Regions from separate parts of the Mus musculus genome. Here region 2 is linked to region 1. A link is a loop called in an ENCODE intact Hi-C map of the cell type or tissue named here. Cell type or tissue: gastrocnemius. All regions are shown on one strand.

Region 1 (8,000 bases):
GTCTTTAATACCAGCACTTGGGAGGCAAAGGCAGGTGTAACTCTGTGAGTTACAGGCCAGCATGGTCTACATAGAGAGTTCCAGGTCCTGTCTCAAAAAAGGGAGGGGGATGCTGGAGAAATGGCTAAGCAATTTAGAGCATTTGCTGCTCTTGTAGAGGACCTGGGTTTGATCCTAGCACCCTTATAGTGCTCAGAACCATTTGTAACTCCAGTTTCAGGAGATCTTGTTCTCTTTCCTGGCCTTTGAGGGCCTCAGGTACAGAACACGTGTGTACATATATGCATGCAGTCAAACACTCATACACATAAAATAAAAATAAGCATTTTAAACAACAACAACAAAATTGGAATGGATTGGCAGTTTGTCCGGAAGGTGGTGTATTTTAGCTCCTGTTGTGATCACGTGGCTGGTTATCTGGCAGTGCTGCTCCATGGTCCTGAGTTCCTTTTGCACTGTTCCGTTTCTTCCTAGTTCTCCTTAGTCCTGCTCAGCCGTGTCATTCCCGCTAATGCCCATTGTGACAAGCATAGAGACAGTTGGGACAGTTCTGACCAATGGTGGGAAAGTCCTGAGTTACCTGCCTTTCCTGCAGGGCTTTGATTGGTCATCAGCAATCAGCTCTGGCTGTGTGATCTACCGCAGGATCACCTTTCAGGTAGGAATGATCCTGTGCCTTCACCTCTAAGTGATAGCTTTTTTCTTTGCAGAGTATGGTTTTTGAGACCACCACAAAAAACGAAACTGTAGCCCATGAAGACAAGACAAAACTGCTTAAGGCTGCATTTCTACAGTACTGCAGGTATGGCACCTAAGATCTCTCTGTCTCTGTCTCTGTGTGTGTGTGTTCATAGAATCCAGAAAAGGGCATCAGATCTCTTGGAGCTGGAGTTACAGGCAATTGTGACGCACCTGATCAGGGTGACAGGAACCAAAACGTCCTCTGCAAGAGCAAGAGCCGCTCCTAACCACCCCAGCACATACCCACGCACCTCCCTGTTGCTTTATGGGTCTTGCTGTGTAACTCAGGCTGGTCCTCCTATCTTGCTCCTCTAATGCAGGATTTGTAGCCATGACCACTATGCTCAGCTGGCCTAGCACATTTTAAATCACAGCGTGTTGTAAATGAATTATCCTTAATATAAGTATTAGCAGCTAATTTAGTCCCCAATAACAAACAGAGAAACCAAGATTTAAAGCTGCCCCTTAATAGCTGACCCCACCCTCCTCTGCTAATGTGGCTGCCTCTTAGCCCATCCCAGTGTGCTTTGATAATATTATTGATCTTGCACCTTGGGCTTAGCTGTGTTTCCATGATCTTTCTCCAGACCCCCTGCCTCATGGCTCCACCCCTCCATTCTCCTGGAGGATCTGAGCCTCCTCTCTCCTTCCTCTGCTTGGTCCACAGCCCGCCCTGTTCTCTGTTCTGCCCAGCCATTGGGTGATCAGCATTTATTGATAAGGTAGAGAACAAATGGTAAGAATTACACAAATTTGAGACCAGAGATTATTGGTATAAGGATTACAATGCCCTGTCCAGATTGAAACAGGATATAGGAGCAGAAAAAAATCAGTATTTGATTAACACAAGGGTAAACTTCACACAATGTACAAAAGTATAAGCTACAGCTTACAGTTGTGTGGGACACAGTTTGCTGATGCTTGCTGTGCACTGGTGGGCACTGAGAGCTAGTGGTGAGAGTGTGCCGTTTCGAGGAAGTCTTTCTGGGTGCTGAGGTTCTAAACAATTATCTGAACCTGACAGCCAGTGAGGCCCCGTGTAGGTCGGGAGCATCGGATCTTAACACGGCCTTCATGGGAAACAATGGCCATTCAAATTGGCAGTCTTGAAGACAGTGGACATGGTCTCCCTTATAAAGTATCAAAGTGGATAAATTGCAGACTGAGTTGTATGGATGTTGCAGAAGCATCTCCTTTGACTTAGGTTTAGTTACCACAGAACCCAGTGTTCTTCAGGCTTGCTCAGATTCTGCAGTTTGGCTGTTGGAGATCAGGTCGGGTGGCAGTTGGGCAAGTCCCAGCTGTGCTCTCGTTGTGCCCAGATTCCGATGTGGCTGTTTCTGGCCTGGACTTCTCACATTTGTAGGGCCTTGGCTGGCAGCTCTTTGCTTCCTGTAGAGTGTGATTGCTGCCTTGACATTTGAGACAGGTAACCAGTTGGGGGCATCTGTTGAGCAGCACCCTTGACTCTCCCACTAGAAGCCTGGTACCACACTGGTCCTTCCCCCTGTTTGTTATAACCACATTATCTCCAAACATTGTCAAATAGTCCTGAGAGTCAAACATAACAGATAAAACTTTCAAGTGTTGTCTATTTTTTAGCTTCATATTATTTGGTTTTCATTTTTCTTTATTCAAAAAATTTTGTAAATACAAGGTGTTTTGTTTATGAGAGTTTGGGGAAGCATCTGTAATTATTGATTAGGTCTTGTACAAGTAGATCCCTATAGCCTGTTGGAAGCCTGGGGCTCCAGCCCCAGTTGTCGACAGCTGGAGATCATTTCAGCTCTTTGGGGCTGACCACGTGTCTTTAGCAGATGAGTCACCTGTGCAAAGAGCCCCTAGAACTTGACCCCACTCTCACGGGCTGGCTGGGCTTGTTTGTGGAGTGCAGGGTTCCTGATGTACTGGAGTATGTTTGGGGCACAGTAGCCTTAGAACTGTGCCGTCTAGGTTTTAGGGCATGCGTGTACAGTGGAACCGCCATGGGCACTGGTTCACATGTCAGTTTCTTATCATCACATTATCTGCCTGTTACGTACTTTCCTTCATAGGCAGGATTGGTTTATGTTTGAATAGACTTGGGAAAATGCCTTGCCTGCCAAGTCTGTCTCTTGCCAGAGCAGCGAGGCTGTAGGTAGCATGGTTGCTGGTTCTGGCAGTTTGAGGAGAGGGGTGAAGGAGCAGTAGTTTGCCTTGCATGTCTTGGTTTGGAAAGATGCCTCTACTGCCACCTGCAGGATGGTGCAGGATGGTGCACGTTCACTTAGGAGACTCTAAGCTTGTCAGTCTAACACTGCCTTGTTTATGGTCTGCTGGTCTCCCTGTCCTGTCCACATGGGGGCACCACCAGATAGTGGAGTGTGTATTTATGGCCTTGTATTGCATGGTTGAGTCTTACTAGAGAGATTTGGGTTATTTCATCTTGCACAGGTTTCTAGTGATGGTCTTGTAGACTGTGCATGAAAGTGCAGCCAGGAACTGTAGCTTTCATTTTGGTTTCTTATGGCTACCAAAACAAATGACCAAGCCAGGCAGTGGTGGTGCACACCTTTAATCCCAGCACTTGGGAGGCAGAGGCAGGTGGATTTCTGAGTTCGAGGACAGCCAGGGCTACATAGAGAAACCCTGTTTTGAGGAAACCAAAAAAGACAAATGACCATAAAGTCTGTGGCTTATGGGGCTCACATTACAGGGTCACAGGGCCACAGTGCCCTGGAGGGTCTGGGAAGTGCGTTCATGCTCTCATCCTCACAACCATGGCCCCTGACAAGCTTGTGAGCTTGTTGATGCTTCTTTTCTGTTTGCCTCTTTCTAGTTCTTTTCTTTCGAGGCAGCGACTTGTGTAGCCTAGGCTAGCCTAGAACTGGAGATCATTCTCCCTCAGCCTTGCACTCCTTGTGCTAGGGTATCAGACTTGTCCCACTGCACTCAGCACGTGACCTTACATCAGCTGTAGGCTGGGTTTTGCCCCCCCCCAAGATCATCCTTATCTTAATTCATCCTTCCCAAATAGAGAGCACCGAGGCTCCAGGTAGACATGAGTGTGGGGTGTTGCTCATCTAATGCAGGCAGTTTGAGGTGTTCCCAGGGAAGGGTTACCAGGTACAGAAAGGGGCCTCAGCCTAAATAGTCTCAGGAAGTGTTTCTGGGTCCAACGCAGCTATACCCTAGACCCATAGCTATACCCAACATAGCTATACCCAAGAGCTTTACTTGTGCATGGCTCAGGACCAGGAGTTTTAAGGAAGTGGACACTTCACAGTAAAAACACCATTCTTCCACTAGAGTTCTGAGTTACTACCAGATCCTCCTAACTTCCCATATTTGACAGTTGGACTAGAGTGGCGCCTGCACACCCTCGGGACCCTGGGGTTGTGTGCAGCCACACACCGCAGTCTGCAGGCTGTGCATGTTTAGATCTCCTTCATGCCTTCTCGGTGTAGGCCATATTTATCTTCTTCTTGGCCTTACTGGTATCTGGGTATTTTCTCATGACTCTGCCCAGGTTAGAAGAGTCCTCTTTTTAGGAGCTCACTGTCCTTCATGCTGTTGCTCTGGAACTTTCCCCCCAAACTTTCCAGGTGCACCGGCTGGTTTTGTGTCAACTTGACACAAGCTGGAGTCATCAGAGAGGAAGGAGTCTCAGTTGAGGAAATGCCTCCATGAGATCCAGCTGTAAGGCATTTTCTCAATTAGTGATCAATGGGGCCAGCCCCTTGTGGGTGGTGCCATCCCTTGGCTGGTGGTCCTGGGTTCTATAAGAGAGCAAGGTGAGCAAGCCAGAGGAAGCAAGCCAGTAAGTAACATCCCTCCATGCCCCTCCATCAGCCACCAAGGTCTTGCCCTGTTCTGAGTTCCTGTCATGATTTCCTTCACTGATAAGCAGCAATGGGGACGTATCCTTTCCTCCCCAGCTTGCTTTTTGGTCATGGTGTTTTATTGCAGCATTAGAAACCCTTGCTCAGACACTAGGTGACCTGTTTTTTACATCTGATGCAGCGTCCTTGGTGACAACAGAGCATGCTCTGTGGATGGCTGATACCCCTTGGCCTCTTCCTCCAGAGAGCTCTCCTTCCCTCTAAAGGGTTTATTTTCCTTCCTGGTGCTTGCTGGTGTGTTAGTTACTTTCCTCATTGTTGTGACCAAATATCTGACAGTTTAAAAAAAGGAAGGACTTTTGTTGTAGCTTAGAGCTGACAGTGGTCATCCCTCATGGGGAAAGGTCAAAGGGAGTGGTCATCACAGGGGATGGTCGTGGGGAGTGCGTTCCATTCCACTTCACTTTTTATTCAGTCTGGCCGATGACTGAGTCTTCCCACCTCAACTTAGAGAACTCCAGAGATTTGTCTTGAAGGTGACTCTAGAGCCTGTGGAGGTAACAGTTCTGTCTGACCTCTATGTCCAAGCACTTCCCTGCAAATATACCATTGCGTGGTTAGTGGTCTGACTGATGCCATGGTGACTTTCTCTCTGTCCCAGTCATTGGATGGTGCTTGGCCTGACAGAGGCTTCAGTGTATTGATGAGTGTACAGCTGCACAGAAACCTTATTCTTGTGCTATTCACAGACCTTTGGACTGAAGCGTGTACATGTGAATTTAGCCTTCGTTTGTGTTTGTGTGGGGAGCTTGGGAAAGTCTTGCCTTCGTGATGCATTCTCGCTCCGTTCACGGCAGGAAAGATTTGGGCCGCGCTCAGATAATGGCTGATGAGCTGTTTTCCTCTCACACGGATTTGGATTCGGACCCTGAGCTAGACAAGGCCGTGACTCAGATCAGTGTGGACCTGATTGATGACTACCCGGCCTCAGACCCACGCTGGGCAGAGTCTGTCCCCCAGGGTAAGTCGACTTGATTCGTTATGATGGAGGAATTAAAACGGAGCACAGAGCTGAAAGGAGTGTTGGTTTCCACACTCAGTGACCACTCCGCACACTTTTAGTGTCTCAAGCAGTTAAAGGTAGCCTTCCCTCCGGCACATTGTGACAAGGGCCCCAAACACATGGCCCGTGTGTCAGAGTAGAAAGAGTTCTGATTCTTAGCATTTTAATCTAAAACAGCTTGGTGGCTGTGTTAGTCAGGGTTCTCTAGAGGAGCAGAAACAGTAGGATGAGTAAGTAATGGAGTTTATTAGAGCTTAGAGCACCCTGCACGCTGTGGTCCTTCCCGTCCACATGGCAGGCCGGCTACCGTCAGAAAATTCAACAGTTAGCAGTTGTTCAGTCCGCAAGGCTGGATGTCTCAGCTGCTCTTCAGTACACATCAGAGTCTCCAAGGACCCGGCTCTTGTGCCAGTGAAAGAGCGGACCTTCCAGTGAGAGCAAGACCGAGCTGGCAAAGAGCAAAAGCATGCCTTTATTATGATGGAGGAATTAAAACGGAGCTGAGAGGAGTGTTGGTTTTCGTTACTTGGCTGCCATGACAGGGTATGGCCCAGATTTAGAATGGGTCTTCTGACCTCAAATGGTCCAGATTTAAGATGGATCTTCCTACCAATCTCAAGTGATCCAGTTAAATAAAAATACCTCACAGGTGTGCCCAGGGGCTTGAGTTTCTAGTTAATTCACGTGTACTGGAGTGGACAGCCAAGAATGACAGCCTTCACAGAGGAGTTGGTAAGCATTTGGTTCTCACTTGCTCCAAAGTAAATAGTTTCGGCACACTCTAAGCATTGGCTGGTAGGATCTCCCAGGTGTTGGAGAAATTCTTGGTATTCAGAAGTGAACACCTCCCCTCCCCCGCTGTCCCAGGTGACAACCCACTTAGGCTGCTCTGCATTCCTAGTTACCAGAAAGTGTGTCAGATGCAAATCTCTCTCCACACCAAGGTCTGCTTCCGAGATGTCTGCTGAGCCTTGCACGGGACTTGGGACGTTTCCTTGCTGCTTTCTTGGAGCCAAGTCGTACAGTGACTAACCCAGGGCACAGTGTCAAGAATACTAGGTTTTTCTCTGAATTTAAAAGCTCTTTTGACACAGAGTCTCACTTTGTAGTCTAAGATGTCCCAGAACTCACTATAGCCTGGTCTAGCCTTGTTATCTCCTGCTCCCACTTTACCAAGAGGTCAGATGACTGATGTGAGCCACCGTGAATTATGTATCCAGTTGTGCAGCTCTTTGAGTGACATATGTAACTCTTGTTAAGGATTGGTGCTCTGCTCCTTTTAGCTCCTCCCAGCTTGTTTCTTTCTGTCTGCTACTGTTCTGAAAATGGTTTTGTGTCTACATTTTGCTGCTGTGTTCTGACAGAGGCCCCTGGGCTGAGCAACACCTCACTGATCATTTTGCACCAGCTGGAGGACAAGATGAAAGCTCACTGCCTCTTGGTGGACTTCCTTCACCAAGTAAGCCTCAGCACTGGGTTAGGGGGTGGGCTGTCACTCTAGCCCTCTTTCTGGGTATCTTTGAGGGCCTTGGCACACGTGGATGTCAGAGGACAGCTCTCGGGTGTTTCTTTCTCTCTGGTGATCAGATGGTCCCTTTACCCACTGAGCTAGCTCACCGCCCGAGACCAGGGATTTGTAAAAATCAGAATCTCATACAAACGTTTTTGATGCTTTTGTGTAAAAACATGGATTTTTGTACACTGATTCTGTATTGTCAGGAGGACCTTGACTGTGTGCTGAGAGCTGATGACAAGTGTGGACACACCCGCTCATCAGAAGCCACAGGCAGCCAGGGTTTGGGCACACAGTGACTTGGAGGACATAATGGAGGCTCAGCTGCCAACAGCTCTAGTTGTGTGTGCAGACCCAACACTGCTGTCTCTTGTGTTTGCATTCTCTTCTGTGGCTTGTAGGGGTTTTTTGTTTTGTTTTTTGAAAACAAGATCTTGCTGTGTAAACCTAGCTGACCTAAAATTCACTATATTGATCAGGCTGGCCTAGAGATCACCTACCTCTGCCTCCCAAGTGGTAGGTTAAAGGAGTGAGCCATCAGGCCCAGCTCATCTCCATAGCTTTGTCTCTGAGCAGGAAGCATTTGCTGTCACAGCCAGGACACACGTACAACCCAGCTCAGTACTTCTGTATTTGAGGCCTCTCTTTGATTGTGAATGGGGTGGGAAGTGATCTGGCACTGTGGCTGTGGTCCCTGGTGTGTACTGGGATGATCTTAGCACACAGCTGCCGCTTTACTCTGTGCTCCCCAAGCACTCCCTGTGGACGGCTCTCACAGGAGAACTGCGCTTTTAACTTACTTAAAGAGTGGGAAAATGAGTCAAATCATGTAACGGTACTTTTATTTTAAGAATCATCAGCC
Region 2 (8,000 bases), 88 kb after region 1:
ATTCAAAGGTCTGTGCTAACCTCACAAGAGCGAGACTAAATGGCAAGAGAGGAGAGCGAGCAAGGGTGAGATAGGTGTTTGCTTGGCACGCAGGAGGCATTGGGGTCTCCACATGGCAGGAGACAAAGCAGCGATAAAAACATCTTTAAAAGACTTTGCAAATGGAACAGGACTTCCTGACACAGAGGACACCGGAAATATTAATTGGAGAGGAGCAAGCAGGAGGCCCAGTGCAGGCGAGGGTGAGAGTTTGCTTTCCTGGTAAGTTAACTCCTCAAGAAAACCAGGATAGCTGCATGATCTACTTTCTGGATTAAGCCAGTGCTGTCCCATGGCCAATTCTGCAGTTCCTGACCCAGGTAAGGTCTTTGTGGGTCATTTCAAAATACTTGCATGTGAATTTGAAATGGATTTGGGTTGGGGGGCGGTGTCTTTCTTATGTAGCCCTGACTGTCCCGGAACTCACTATGTAGATTCATTTACCTCTCAAGTGTATCCGCCACCATAGTAGATGGTGATGATGATGGTCCTCCTCCTCCTCCTCCTCCTCCTGAGACAGGGTTTCACGTAGCCCAGACTAGCTTTGGAACTAAATGGGCAAGGATAACCTTGAACTTTCTGCACTTCCTGTCTCTACCTCTGAACTGCTGGGATAACAGGTGTGTGCCACCTAGTTACTGCAGCTCTGGGGATGCAAGAACCCAGGGCTTCATGCATGTGAGGTGGTTACTCTGCCAATTGAATTCTATACCCAGCCCTCAAAACAGGCTTTAGATTGGCAGAACTACATTTTTTTTTCTGCTACCCACTTCTACAGAGGAGGTGAGTTAGTGGTTTATTAAGGTCTGTGTGCTGGCCCACCCATCATTTATCTTTATAGACATCTTCTCTCTTTATCCAGGTTTGTACAAGACACAGTTACATCAGACATAGGACTCATATCACGAGATGGATGTTCAGCTCCTGGGACAATCCCTGCTAGGCCTCTCGAATATGATCACGCGCAGCACCCAAGTCAGCACCATGGACAGCATCCCGGGACCGCAGTAATTATGGACCTTTAAACACCTTTGTAGAAAAATCTGATCGGTGGGAACGTACAAGAGCTTTTAAGTAACTGAGAGTATCTGAAGATTTTTTTTAAAAAAATCTCTACAAGAAGCAGGTTTTTTCGTTTGCTTTGCTTGTTTTGTTTTGTTTTGGTCTATGCATTTTTTTGTTGTTGTTTTTGTTTTTGTTTTTCGAGACAGGGTTTCTCTGTGTAGCCCTGGCTGTCCTGGAACTCATTTTGTAGACCAGGCTGGCCTCAAACTCAGAAATCCACCTGCCTCTGCCTCCTGAGTGCTGGGATTAAAGGCATGCGCCACCACGCCCGGCTTGGTCTATGCATTTTTAACTCCATGGACCTTTGGTGGGGGTCTTTAGGCAGTGGGAGTTGGTGGGTGTCCCACGGGATGGAAGCTGGAAGTTGTCAGCACTCATTTCTGCAGTATATCCTGCATCCTGGATTCCTTTCCTTTCCTTTCCTTTCCTTTCCTTTCCTTTCCTGTTCTTTCCTCCCTCCCTCCCTCCCTCCTCTCCTGAGACAGGGTTTCTCTGTATAGTCCTGGCTGTCCTGGAACTCACTCTATAGACCAGGCTGACCTCAGACTTAGAAATTTGCCTGCCTCTGCCTCCCAAGTGCTGAGATTAAAGGCACCTGGCAAAGATTTATTTATTTATTTTATGTAAATGAGTACATTGTTGCTAATCTTCAGACACACCAGAAGAGGGCATCTGATTCCATTATAGATGGATATAAACCACCATGTGGGTGCTGGGAATTGAACTCAGGACCCCTGGAAGAACAGTCAGTTCTCTTAACCTCTGAGAGATCTCTCCAGCTCCTGGGTTTCTTAAATAGTAACAAAATTGCATTGAGGGAAAGTTTCCACTGTTGCGCTAAGCTTATTTCCAGGGCCACCCGCACTTCAGGATACTGAGACAGCCTCTGCTTCCTCTTCAGAGCTGCTGCTCACTTGGGTCACCTGGCCATAGCTAGCATATCAAAGGAAACTAAGCCTCAGTGAGCCTCAAGGCCATGCCACTCGGTGTCTGAATGGGGAGACTCAAGAGGAAAGAGCAAATACAGTGCAGGCATCCAAGTAGCTCTAGTGAGCGATGGAAATGCTCTCAACGCCTAGACTGAATGGTCAGTAAGGAGACGGATGTCATAAAGAGCCATGTAAATGGGATGTTGCTGTACATCTTATTCCCAGAATGGGGGAGGCAGAGACAGGAACATTTTTGTGAGTTTGAAGTCAGCTTGGGTCCATCAGGGTTACAGAGCAAGCCTTTACCATCAAACATGATCCCTAAATGGAAACAAACTAAGCGAGCACAGCTGGATAGACACAGTGGTGGAATGGAAGAGAGATACTCACCAGTGTAGCAACAAGAGAGAAACTGAAGAAAGAGTCTCAAGGGGACCCGTGATATGGAAGGTGACCAAAACAGTGAAGGCATTAAAAGGCTCAGAATGAATGACATCTGGAAACTCCTGCTCTGATGAAAGTAGTTGAGCGAACCATACGTGGGAAAGACCCAAAGAAATGCTCTGAGCCACGCCCCCCCCGCCCCCCCCCCCCCCCCGTGATCCTGGGGGAAGCAGAGGCAGGATTTGGGTTAGAGGCCACATTAGGACACATTGTCATCAAACTGCCCAGAACGAAAAAGACAGCATGAGGTGCTCAAAGAAAACCCACACCCTTCTTTGACAATCTGAATGATGGCAAATTCTTCATAGAGACCAGAGAATGTGGATCATTAGTGGGGAAAAAAAGTCAGCTGGGAATTCCTTATCTAGAGTTGGTCATATTGGCACACACCATAATCCCAGCATAAGGAGGCTGAGGCAGGATTATCTTGAGTGTGGAGCCAGCCTGGGCTAGAGTAAGACCCTCTCTTAAAGGGGAGGGGGGAACTCTGAAAAGACTAAAATGATTCAAAAATTTTACAGTGAGATATTTAATACTAAAAATGTTTTACCTAAAAGAGAGCAGGTTCAGAGAGGCTGAACAGCATTAAAAAAGAATGCAAACCAAAACAAACATATCAGTGTATACCATGTCTTGGTGTTTCCATGCCAACCACACTGCAAAGCTGCCAAGACTTCCCGGGACCCATCTGACTCTGCAGAACATGTGAGCGTCCCACCCACGGACTGATGCAGGTAACGGAAGGTGTCCTAGCAGCTACTGTATTGGGACGGAGGCAGAGGCTGAGGCTGTGTGGCCAGGTCCAGCTGGGGCGTCTTATGGGTCAGCTACAGATAGGGAGGACTGAGGAGTTCAGAGTAAGCTGGAGGCTTGCACCTCCCATGAGCACTAGAGATGACAGGTGAGGATCAGCCACAATGCAGGAGATCCCAGTGACCACCATGTGCCAATGGGCAGAGGCTGCTTCCCCCAGCCAGAGCCGTGCAAGCCCTTCCGGGACACAGCATTACTGAGACAGCAGTCCTAGTGTATAAACAGACCTGGCCAGCCAAAGCAAGTGAGATCATGCATTATATTCTACTGTGAAGTTGGTGACAGAAGACCAGAGCTGAGGTGGACACTAAGTAGCATATTCATAAATTGCCAACCAGAAATCTCAAAATTGGACAACGTTTTAAATAGAAGAGAGCAGAATAGGATAGCAATGAAGTTTCGGCATATTAAAATGTGCACAAAGCAGTGCTCAGGAGACACTGTTTGTTGGGGAAAAAAGCTTTGCCTGGTGTGGCGGCACAGGCCTTTACTCCCAGAACTCATAAGGCAGAGGCAGGTGGATTTTGTGAGTTTGAGATCATCCCGGTCTACACAGCAAGTTCCAGGGCTACATAGTGAGACCCTGCCTGAAAACAGAAGCGGGTCGACTTGATAGTTGTATGCAGTAAGGCATTTACGTATTCAGGAAGAGCTACAAAGATATTTTGTGAGATTCACCTCTTATGAGGTACCCACCCCATACACCGTACTCCAGTCTCTTAAGCTCAAGCTGGTCTTGAACTCATGAGCGCCCTCTGCTGTCTCAGTTCACTGAGTGCAGGGATTATAGGTGTGCTATCAGCACGTCTGACCTAGGTGTGACCGTAGGTGTGTGGTATGGAGGTGTTTGCTGGAGACCAAGCCCGGGGCCTTGCACATGCAAACCAAAGCACTTTAGCCTTGGCCAGGATTTCTTAATAAGCAATATCCTTTGTCCTAGAGGTAGTGAGTTTCCTGAAAATGACCACGAAACAACGACCCATGCGAAGAGGTGGCGGTCGATGCCCCTACACTGAGCTTCAGGAAAAGCATTGCGGTCAACAGTGTGTCTTCTGGCCGGGAGACGGTGAGGGTGGCGTGGAAGCCGAGCAGCCTGGGCAGGCTCACGCGACTGCACAGAGCAGGACAGTGTACTGTGCGTGAGAAACTCCGTTCCACTTTATTTCCAGGTGTTAATGAGTCCTGTGGGTTTAGCATTTCAGGTGTGGATCACAGAAACAGTGTAAAAGGGGTGGGGGGAGAGGGATTAAATAAGAAACGCACTGGCTGTTCACACCAGAGTCCTTTCATACCGGGTCATACGCATAACCAACACAAGGAGGAAAGCACGCTCACGTTCATGACTGCATCTCCTGGGAGTTAACCAACGCGCAATGAGAAAAGCACGCTCTCTCACATTCACAACTGCATTTCCTGGGAGTTTAAAAAGAAAGCTCACTGAGTGCAGGGTTCTGTCATGTCACACCGGCTCTGTGCTGTGGGAACGTGCTGTGGGCAGCACAAGCTGGATTTAACAGAACGTGAAGGGTACGTGTGGGGCAGGGGTCTGCATACATGTGGCATCTAAAGGTACTGTCCGCTGAGTTAGTTCGCAGAATGGCTGCTGAGCCCCGGCTGCCAGCGTACACCGTTCCCCAGGAAGATCTACTTCTGTGCCGAGTAGAAAAGATGGTAGTAAAAACTCCAGCCTCTTCAGGCTCCGGCGGCTGTACTCCAGGACCCACCGCTGAACCTGAGAACCGTTAAGCGTGATTCAGATACTCCTGTGCTTGTAAAGACCAAACGGCTCAGAGCCCGGCAGACCTGACTGCATCAACACTGGCTCACACTGCTCGCCAGCCTGTGAGCTGGGCATGGGGACCTGGAATCCCAGGGCTTGGGAGGGAGGCTGAGGCAGGAGGATTGTCCTAAGGTAGGGGCCCAGGTGGGCTGGAGAGTGAGTTCCTGCCTCAACTTCCCCAACAAAAATGTCCACTATGGTAAATGGGAGAGGGCGCTACTGAAAGTTTAGCGGAGAGCTTGCTAGTTCTGGAGATGCTCCGGTTAGGTCGAGTGCACTCCGTGGTTTGAGTGAAGAATGGCTACAGCACGACCACTGGGCTCTCCCTGTCAGCCCGGTCTTTGCTTCTGAATGGTTGGGGGAGGAGCTCCTGCAGGGCCAGTCCTGTGGGGATGACCTCTGACTATTCCTAAGGGCCTCTCCTCCCCTCCTCTTCACCTCCTACTGCAGTTTTACAGCCCCTCCTTCCTGCCAGGATGCAGGGCCCCCAACATCCACCTGTGTCACTGGGGCGCCTAGCAGCCACACTCCTGTGCACTTGGAGCCTGTGTACGCCGAGGTGACCGCAGCTGTCTCAGGGCAGCGTCTCCATACTGGATGCCAGAGCCCATCCTCTCGGGGTCCAGTTCACCTGAGGACCAGGAAAATGCCTGTGACTCTGTGTTCCCCACACACGGTAAGTAAAGGGCAAAGTGTGATGTCCCATGCATTTGTGTCTTCATTGTGGAGAGCAAAAATATATCTACTAACAATATTTTTTGTTTTTTGAAACAGGGACTCACTATTTAGCTTTGGCTTACTATGTGGGCCAGACTGGCCTTGAGTATAGAGATTTATCTGTCTCTGCCTCCCTAATGCTGGGACCAAAGGTGTGCGCCACCACACTGGGCTGGAAAAGAAATGCCTTAGTTTTAAAATGTGTGTAACACATGTGCACAGGTGTGTAACACGTGTGTAGGTGTGTAACACATGGATGCCAGAGCTCAACATGCATGCTTTCTACCTGTTTTGAGACATGGGTTCTCTGAGACCTGGGGTTCAATAACTTGGCAACACAGCCTGGCGAGTGAGCCTCAGGGGTCTTCCTGACTCTGCCTTACCAGTGCCTCGATTACTAGCATGTACTATCACACCCAGATTATTACACGGGTGCTAGGGATCAAACTCAGGTCCTCACATTTATATGCTATCACCCCAGTGCCTACAAGAATGAAGTATTCATTCAAGTACAGGGCATGAAACATTCCTAGTGACTTCAGGGGCTTCTGGAGTTTTCAAGATTTATTTAAAATGTGTGTATGCACACCTGTGTGCAGGAGCCCAAGATGGCCACGAGAGGGCATTCATTGGATCTCTTGGAATTAGAGACGGTTATGAGCTATCCAGTATAGGTGCTAGGAACGGAACGGAATTTGGATCCTCCGCACGAAAAATGTGTGCTTTCTGAGCCTGAGTTTTCGATGTTTGAGTGGAATCATGTAACAGTATTATGCATAAAAAAATGAACTTAAAACTAAGCAACAGCAATAGCAATGTTCACTTACTAGTGTGTAACAACTCAAGTTGATAGCACCCAGCGCACACCTGCCCCTGACCAGGGACTCCTGGGAGCTTGCTTCTCTCAGGTAAGCATGACTGACTTGCTATATAGCAGAGCTTTACTACAGCCTTGCTCATCACAGCCAGCAGGGGGCACTGGTGAGCTACAGGGCAAAACCCACAGATGAGGCCAGGGAAAGGCTGGTACCTGATTCAATTTTGTTAAGTATTTTCCTTGCACACTGCATGAAAGCCTCTTCGACGTTCTCGCCAGTCAGTGCACTGGTTTCCAGGAACATCAGCTCTACAAATGGTATCAAAGAAGAGAGGGAGCCACATTTAGCAGAGTGAGAGAGAGTGATCTTTAAAATCTCAGTGCAGATTCTCATTCTAGGAGGGAGTGCATGCTATGGTGTGGGCGCAGTGGTCAGAGGACAGTTTGTAGGTCAGACTTTTCTTCCTTCCGCTATGTGGGCCACAGGGATGAAATTGATGTCCTCGGGCTTGGAGGCAAGTGTCTTTGTCCTCTAAGCCATCTTGCTGGCCCAATGACAGTGACTTTTAAGTGCTGACAAGCCTGTTCAGGATTCTCATGTAGAAACATGCAAAATCCAGTACCTAAACCTTCTCTTTCTGTAAATGTAAAATTAATACACATAAATATATATTTTTGTTGTCTGTTTTTATGAGATAAGGTTACATGTAGCTGAGGTTGGTCTTAAACTTTTGGCTCTCTTGACCATGCCTCCCAAGTGCTGGGATCACAGGGTATTGGTCCGGGTGTGTTGATGTGCTCAGTTATGGGAGCCCAACCCTTTCTGAAGAATAGCCATTGTTGTGCCCTGACCCCCGAGCTGACAGGATGAAGGCAGCACACTGTGGCAGTTACTACGCCAGTTGGGGCTGTTTGGCTAAAATCATGACTTGGAGCCAAACTTTCTTCTCCAAGTGATCTACGTGCTGACAAATCACTGCACTACACAGCACATGAGCAGGACCCATGTCCATCCCAGCCAGCCACAGCCCCACTGTCCAAGAAAAGCCATCCCCGCCCACAGCTTCTAATTTATATTCAGTTTAAAAATGTGTACATTTGGGCATCCTAGATAATTTTTACTAATTTGGCTCTCCTCTAATCGTTAATACTAATGATCATTAATAATAATTGGGGAGGTTTTGTAGTCCCACTTGATTTATTTTTATTAGTTTTTCATGAATGTTTTGCCTGAATGGATGTTTAAGCACCACATGGATACCTGGTGCCCAACGTGGTGGTTAAGTTGAGAATCGAACTTGAGTCCTTTGTAAGAACAAGTGCTCTCACCCACTGATCCGGCTCTCTAGCCCTGCTGTATTACTTAGACTCATGTTCCTTTATCTCCAGAGCAGGG

The links. Peaks named below come from ENCODE experiments on the same cell type or tissue, not always from the same donor. Only the 100,000 strongest peaks of a DNase experiment are listed, where the experiment ranks them.
Region 2: it touches region 1 in a loop (2.7-fold over the local background); 4 of 42 quality-filtered maps call a loop at or near these places.

Annotation. Positions count from the first base shown.
Region 1 is chr8:123,919,932-123,927,931 of GRCm38, reverse strand. It overlaps Nup133 (nucleoporin 133), which reads left to right. Exons shown (of 26, transcript NM_172288.2): 12 at 711-802; 13 at 5,420-5,583; 14 at 6,990-7,084. Among named protein-coding and RNA genes, the nearest start is that of Nup133, 25 kb to the left of the region's middle. In gastrocnemius, no CTCF peak of the experiment used is centred here; a DNase peak (open chromatin) is centred at 3,013; H3K27ac peaks cover 1,728 bases.
Region 2 is chr8:123,831,716-123,839,715 of GRCm38, reverse strand. It overlaps Rab4a (RAB4A, member RAS oncogene family), which reads right to left. Exons shown (of 8, transcript NM_009003.3): 6 at 6,818-6,913; 7 at 5,569-5,701; 8 at 4,425-5,022. The coding sequence ends at 5,586. It overlaps Gm51601 (a long non-coding RNA gene), which reads left to right and starts at 5,657. Exons shown (of 2, transcript XR_003947608.1): 1 at 5,657-5,746. In gastrocnemius, CTCF peaks have their summits at 4,043 (motif pointing left) and 6,757 (motif pointing right); DNase peaks (open chromatin) are centred at 4,040 and 6,752.